Regions from separate parts of the Homo sapiens genome. Here region 1 is linked to region 2. A link is a contact called in ENCODE Hi-C data. All regions are on one chromosome and are shown on one strand. Each heading gives the region's core, a stretch centred on a gene start or an enhancer-like site at or near the end of the contact. The rest is flanking DNA. Distances are from core to core; before and after follow the strand shown. Region 1 has its middle 27 kb from the start of CD200R1L. Region 2 has its middle 36 kb from the start of CCDC80.

Region 1 (3,803 bases), core at 1,123-3,622, 200 kb before region 2:
GGATCACGAGGTCAGGAGTTTGAGACCAGCCTGGCCAGCATGGTGAAATCCCATCTCTACTAAAAATACAAAAAATTAGCTGGGCATGGTGGCACGTGCCTGTAATCCCAGCTACTTGGGGGACTGAGGCAGAATTGCTTGAACCTGGGAGGTGAAGTTTGCAGTGAGCCGAGATTGCGCCACTGCACTCCAGCCTGGGTGACAGAGCAAGAGTCCATCTCAAAAACAGCAAAGAAAAAAAAAAAAAAGAAAAATCCCTAAGTTGGACGAAAGGCATTAATCTACACACCCAAGAGTTGAATGAACTTCAAGTAGGATAAACTCAAAGAGATCCACACATTACAATCAAACTGTCAAAAGACAAAGCCAAAGAAAATTTTGAGAGCAGCAAGAAGTGACTCATCATATACATGGGCTCCTTAATAAGAGTATTGGCCAATTACTCGTCAGAAGCCTTAGAGCCCAGAAGGTAGTGGGATGACATATTTAGAGTGCTGAAAAAAATTGTAAACAATAATCTCCAATCTGACAAAAGTATCCTTCAAAAAGGAAGAAGAAATCAAGACATTTCCAAATAAACAAAAGCTGAGGGAGTTTATTCTCTGTAGACCTGCCCTATAAGATATGTTGAAGGAAATCCTTTAGACTGAAATAAAAGAACACTAGACAGTAACTCATAGCCATATGAAGAAACAAGGAATGCCAGTAAAGGTAGCTACATAGGTAAATATAAAAGCCAGTATTATTTTATTTTGATTTGTAATTTTTCCCTATATGATTTAAAAGACACATTCATAAGACAACAACTATGAATCTGTGTTAAATAGGCACACATATTTAAAGATGTAATTTGTGACAATAGCAATTAAAGAGAAAAGCACCAAAGGCTCAAATCGTAGAAGGGTAGAGTTTCTTTTTAACTAGGTGGTTATAAATTTATAGATTGAATTATAATCTCTAATATAACCACAAAGAAGATAACCAAAATATATACAAAACAGAAATGAGACAGAAACCAAACGTTATACTAGAAAAATCAAATAAAAAAGAAGGCACTAATAAGGAACTGAGGAACAGAAAGATGAATGACATAGAGAAAACAAATGGTAAAATGTTTAGTCCTTCTTTATTGTGTTATATGGAAATGGATTAAACTTTCAATTAAAAGGCAAAGATTAGCAGAAAGGGGGAAACAAACATGATTCATCAATATACTGCCTATGAGAGACTAACTTTAGATCTAAAGACACATAGGTTGAAAGTAAAAGGATGGGAAGTGATATTCATGTAAATAGAAACCAAAAGAGCACAAGGTTGGCTACACCAATATCAGACAAAATAAACTTTAAGTAAAAATTATTATAAAATACAAAAGTGCATTACATATTGATAAAGAGTCAATCTGGAGGATACAACAGATGATATAATGATAATATACACAACTAACTACAGAGCATCAAAATATATGAAGCAAAAATTGCCAGAAATGAAAGTAGAAATCAACAGTTCTACGGTAATAGTTAGAGACTTCAATGTCCCACTTTCTTTTTTTCTTTTTTTTTCTTTTTGAGATGGAATCTCATTCTGTCGCCCAGGCTGGAGTGCAGTGGTGCAATCTCGGCTGACTGTAACCTTCGCCTCCCCAGTTTAAGTGATTCTCCTGCTTCAGCTGCCCGAGTAGCTGGGATTACAGGCATGTGCCACCATACCTGGCTGATTTTTGTATTTTTGGTAGAGTTGGGGTTTTCACTATGGACTCGATCTCCTGACTTCAGGTGATCCGCCCGCCTCGGCCTCTGAAAGTGCTGGGATTACAGGCATGAGCCAGCACACCTGGCCTAATGTCCCACTTCCAATAATGAGGTGGAACAACTAGACAGATAATCTATCTATCTATATACAAAAGACTCGAATAACATTATAAACCAACTAGACCTAACAGATGCATGCAGAACCCTTCACCCCAAAACAGCAGAATACACATTATTCTTAAGTGCACATGGTACATTCTCCAGAATAGACTAAACAAGTCCCTATATGTTTAAAAAGATTAAAATTGTAAGAAACATCTTCTGTAATCATAATGGAATAAAACTAAAAATCAGCAACAGAAGGAAAGTTGAGAAGTTCACAAATACATGGACATTAAATAACTAATGGGTCAAAGAAAAAATCACAAGGAAATTAGAAAATACATTGAGATAAATGAAAATGAAAACAAACATACCAAAACTTATGGGATATAGTAAAAGCGGTGCTCAGAAGGACATTTATAGCAGCTAGTGCCTACATTAAAAAGATCAAAGTCTCAAATTAATAACCTAAGTTAAGGAACTAAAAAAGAAGAGGAAACGAAACCCAAGAGAGAGCTTGAATTACTAAACTAAAATCAGAAATGAAAGTGGGGACATTACTGACCTTATAGAAATAAAAAGCATTATAAAAGAACACTATGAGCATTTGTACACTAATAAACTAGATAACCTAGATAAAATGGAAAAGTTCCTAAAACACACAAAGTACCAAAACTGACCCAAGAAGAAACAGAAAATCTGAAGAGGTGTATAACTAGTAAAGAGTTTGAATCTGTAATAAAAAAATCTAACAAAAAAGGGCCCAGGACCAGATGACTTTATTGGTGAATACAGTGTATTAAACATTTAAACAAGGGTTAACACTGATTCTTCTCAAGTTTCTTCAATAAATAGAAGAAAAAGGAACACTTCCTAACTCATTCTATGAGACCAACATTATCCTGATGCCAAACCCAGACAAAGAAATCACAAGAAAAGAAAACTACAGACCAATATTCCTTTTGAATATAGATGCAAAAATCCTCAACAAAATACCAGCAAACTAAATCCAGTAGCATATTAAAAGGATTAGACATCACGTAAAAGTGGGATTTATCCTAAGAATGCAAAATTGGTTCCACATATGAAAATCAATCTATGTAATAAACCACATTAATAGAATGAAGAAAAAAGTCACATGATCTCAATTGATGGAGAAAAAGCATTTGACAAAAATCTTACATTCTGCCATGATAAAAATTCTCAAAAAAACTAGGAACGGAAGGGAACTTCCTCAACACAAGAAAGGGAATTTATTAAAAAACTCAAAGCTGAGAGCATGCTAATTTTTGGAAGACTGGAAGCTCCCCTCTATTAGCACAACAAGGCAAGAATGCCCACTTTCACCACTTCTATTCACCATTATACTGGAAGTTTTACCCAGGATAATTAGTCAAGGAAAATAAAAATAAATAAAAAATATCCAAACTGGAGAGAAAGAAGTAAAATGATCTCTATTCACATATGATGTACATCCTAAACATACCACAACAAGATCCCAAACTCCTTAGGGCTAATAAACAAATTCAGCAAAGTTACAGGATACAAAAACATGCAAAAATGAGTTGTATTTCTATATATCAGCAATGAACAATCTTAAAAGGAAATTGAGGAAACAATTACATTTATAATAGCATCAAAAATAATAAAATACTTAGGAATAAATTCAAGTAAGGAGCAAGACCTCTACACTGAAAACTACAAAATGGTACTAAAAGAAATTGAAGAAAGTATAAATAAATGGAAAGACATTCTCTGTGCATGGAATAGAGACTTAATATTCTCAAGACGGTAATACTCCTCAAAGAGATCTACATATTCAATGCAATCCTTATTAAAATCCCAATGGCCTTTTCTGCAGAAATGGGAAATCCTCAACTGCATGTGGAATTGCAAGAGACTTCAAATAGTTAAAACAATATTGAAAAAGAAGGACAGGAGATGATCTTC
Region 2 (4,151 bases), core at 684-3,183:
TATGTGTTAGTTATTTAACATTCACAACATCCCTGTGAGATAGATAACCCTATTAGACCATTTCATAATTGGAAAACCGATGGACTTAACCAAGTACTCACTTGTAAAAGTGGCAAAGTCAGGATTTAAATCATTCTTGACAACTACACTCACTACCTCACGTGAGACAAAACCCTCATTTAATTGTTAAACTGTGCTTGCTGTCTTGAATTAGAAATACTAGACTAGGAAGGAGACCTCCAGAGAGCCAGAGAGGAAGGCTGAATGAGGGCCAGAAATAATCACCCGGAACTGAGTTTGGAGTGATAAATACTTTAGCTCTGGCTCCATACCTGTCCTGCAACTGCATCCTGACTCTGTGTATAATACTTAACTGCCTGTGTCAAGTAATTCAGCCTAGACCTGACCCTTTCCCTTATTTGTGCAGGTGACTCTGTTTCTGCCCCAGGCCAACCTTAATACCCAAGGCCCTTCACCAGTTTTTGCAGCAAAGATTTTTTGGTAATTTTAGTGGTGATCTGGAGATTCATAGGAAAGAGTCACATCTCCCAATGCTCTGCTCAGTCCCCCACCTCCTGCAGCTACCTATTTCTCTAAGCCTCCCCCGACTTCCCCCACTTCTCCAGCCAGACTCCCATCACTCTTCACATTTCCTCTGCAGTGCTTGGTCCCAGTCTTCCGTCTACTTTCCTTCTTCACTTAAGACCAAGGCTATGTCTTTTACCCACCTCATTGCTATCAAAGCCCTTTCTCCCTTAGGAAATTATCTGGCCAGCTACTAAGAAGATAAATTTGTTTCTGTATCCTGACAGAAGTTATTGCTGTCTTCCCAAGGCTGACCTGACAAGTGTGTTGCTGTAGTAACCACATCTAAAAAAATGTGTGGCCAACAGCAAAGATATGGAATCAACCTAAGTGTCCTGTCAATGGATAATAGGATAAAGAAAATGTGGTATATAAACACAATGGAATACTATTCAGCCATAAAAAAGAATGAAATAATGTGTTCTGCGGTGACATGGATGGAACTGGAGGCCATTGCCTTAAGTGAAACAACTCAGAAACAGAAAGTCAAATACTGCATGTTTTCACTTATAAGTGGGAGCTATATAATGTGTACACATGGGCAAAGAGTGTGGAATGATAGACACTAGAGACTTGGAAGGGTGGGGGCACAGAAGGTGGGGAGATTATGAGAAATTACTTAATTGGTACAAAGTACATTTTTCAGATAACAAATCCAGTAAAAGCCATGACTTCACCACTGTGCAATACATGCATGTAACGAAATTTCGCTTGTACCCTTTAAATTTATACAAATAAAAAATGCATAGAGAATGGGAGGGGACCTTCTTCTCAAAGAGAATCTCAGCCCTTGGTTATTAAAACAAAGGCCAAAGCTCATGCACACCTCAGAAATCAGGTCTAAAATTTTCAGACTGATATCAGATATCCACTGGTGGCTAGCGGGTTCACCTGCATCAATTTGTATGATTTTATTAAGGAGGGGATAAAAAAAAGTTTGCACACTTCTGTCCTCCTTGCAAGCTTTGCACAGCTGCCTTCCTAGGGCTTGCAAAATATAGTTTCAAATGTGAAGGGGGCATTTATAACTCAGCATCTCAGGTCTCCAGGGGCAGGAAAAATGATACTAGGATAATGTCTGCCACCAACCAGGATTGTCTCTCTTACCTCCTCTGTGGCTGCATTTGGGAGAATAAGGGCTGAAAAGGCAGGGAGAGTGGATAGGGCCTCTCCAACAGTTTGGGCAGCATGAGGTAGAGAGCAGAATAAATACTGCTCAAGGAAGTGAAACCCGCTATTGGGTTTGTAATGCCTCTTTGCTGTTCTGCTAGCTCCCGCACTCCAGAGATGACTAAGCAGCTGATTCATTGTGGCACCCTCAGAAAAACAGCTCAGCCCTGAGAGAGGAGTCATGCAAGAGGAGAGGGCGCGCATGTGTGTGTGTGTGTTACGGGTGAGGGGGTGGTGTCTGTCAACATGTCTTTTAATGAGCAGTCACAGTATTTTACAAAGGCTTGAATTAGTTGCCAATATGTTTAAAGAAACACAAAGATGAGGTTTTTTTTGCATGAAAAATCCGAATTTGTGAATATCAGCTGATCTGACACCCTGTGTTACTTTAATAGCTTCCTTGCTGGTCTTCCTGCTTCCATCATTTTCTCTTTTACAGTCTGTTTTCAACCCAGCAGCCAGAGGGATCCTTTTCCAATGTAAATCAAATTATGTCACTTCCTTGATTAAAATCTTCCCATGATGTTCCATCTCACTCAGAGTAAAAGTGAGAGTCCCAGAAATGCTCTGTGAGACCTACCTGCTGAGGTACCCTGTTACCTTTCACCTGTCCTAGTCTTCCCTGTCCTCTTCCTCTCCTTCCCCTTCCACTTTCCTCTCCATCTCCTCCTCTTTCTTTTCCTCCTTCTCCTAGTATAAAAGATGGAACCAGACTATTCTGTGGCTCTATTTTCTGTGTGTTTTTGAGTAAATTACTTAACTGGTCTGTGCCTCACTTCCTCATTGGTGAAATGAGGCTAAAAATCGTATCCTGTTCGTAGTGTTGTTTTGAGAACAAAATGAGTTAATATTTTTAAAGCCCCTAAGACAGTGCCCGACACATAATAAAAATAATCCCATTGCTCTTCTAATCCAGCCATGCGGATTTTCTTAATTTTGCTCAAATAAGATAGGTTTGCTCCTGCCTCAGTGCCTTTGCAGATGCTCCTTTCTCTGCCAGGCTGTGGCTTCTACAAATACCCATCTCTTTCAAGCCTTACTTACCTGTATTTGAAGTGAATGAAAAATTGAAAAACAAAAACCCAAGTGGACCAAAAAATAAACAAACAAAAGCCAGCCAGGAAGAAATGAAGAGTATTGATTAAATTCAGCAAATAAATGGAAGAAAAAAAAAATCTCAAAATAAAGACTCATTTACAAGGTGGCTTTAGGAAAAGAGATTCAAATTAAAATTTAACAAGAAACATTGAAGAAAACTGGAAAATAACCAAAATAATTAAAATTTATAGTAATTTTTTTCTAGAAAATCATGAGGACACCTAAAGTATAAATTAGATATGGCTCAGCACTGTCTAGTTTACAATTTACCTTATGAAGTCAACTTATTGCTCTAAGTATTTGGGTCCAAGCATCTGGGACCAGCTTGTTACCATCTCTGACTATTGGAAAACCTTTTGCCAATTGCTTCCCCTCTGCTTCCTTTTCTAGTCCCGTCTGAACTGTCTTGTCTGGCCCTGTTTCCACCCAGGAAGCCGCAGATCCTGACTCCTTGTGTTTGTTTCTCTGCCCAGATGAGAAACACCCATCACCTCTGACTTTCCAAGGAGCAAATCACGCTCCGTGCCGGGCTCCCCCAACAACACCACTCCCTCTTCCCTTGCGATCTCCAGGTCCTCCTTTGACACTTCACTTCTCCTGAGAATCATACTGCTTCTGTTTCTACTCTGCATGCCAGAAGTTATTGCTTTCATCTATTCAATAAAGATTTATTTTAAGCAATTAAGTACCTGATATGTTTTTTTTTCCACCAGGGAACTTTGTACAATTTTATGTTTTTAAAAATTATTTCCAGAGGGATCTGAACAATTACAAATGGAGGCTTCAGTATGAGTACCTTAAATAAATATCACCTATTATTCAGAGACAAGGAGAGGATGGGAAAGGCACATTCCCTCTCTGGTCCTGGGGAGTTGAGGCCGCATAGAGGGGTCTCCTCTAAGCAGTCTGGAACATTGTTTATAACTCCTGATTGGCCCTGTTCTTGATCATGCCTTTCCTGGACTCCACAGCACTGTGGGACTAATGTAGAAAGGCTCTGTTCAACCAATAAGAAAAAAGACATTTTGTGTCATGCCTGGCAAGAACCTGCCTCCCCACTTTATCCTGAAGTGAGGCTTGTCTGGGAGACCTGGGCTCACTAAAAGGACTCAGAAATACATAAGCTGTCGAAGGTGTGAAAATGAATGTCATATGACGGAAAAGTTTTCAAAATATTAAAAACTTCAGGAAGGGGAAGAGGAACAAGACTATAGAAGAAAACGAAATCTCAAAATAAGAGTGTGGATTTTGTGTGATGTTTGAATTAGAGCTAGAGGAAGAGTAGAGAGGAGAGAGTT

Evidence for each region. Hi-C counts contacts between places; a loop is a spot of excess contacts on that map. Pooled maps may share reads with other maps.
Region 1: a loop to region 2 is called in a map of GM12878, with 3 times the contacts of the local background. The contact joins two enhancer-like sites. A Hi-C loop is called at or near these places in 1 of 168 maps with a recorded cell type or tissue (GM12878), 8 of 37 single-sample maps with no recorded cell type and 4 of 50 pooled maps.

The regions. Positions count from the first base shown.
Region 1 is chr3:112,872,385-112,876,187 of GRCh38, reverse strand. No RefSeq gene overlaps it. Among named protein-coding and RNA genes, the nearest start is that of CD200R1L, 27 kb to the right of the region's middle. Within about 2 kb of position 2,372, at least 2 of the 41 ENCODE cell types and tissues checked have a DNase peak (open chromatin) inside an H3K27ac peak, as active enhancers do.
Region 2 is chr3:112,674,718-112,678,868 of GRCh38, reverse strand. No RefSeq gene overlaps it. Among named protein-coding and RNA genes, the nearest start is that of CCDC80, 36 kb to the right of the region's middle. Within about 2 kb of position 1,933, at least 14 of the 41 ENCODE cell types and tissues checked have a DNase peak (open chromatin) inside an H3K27ac peak, as active enhancers do.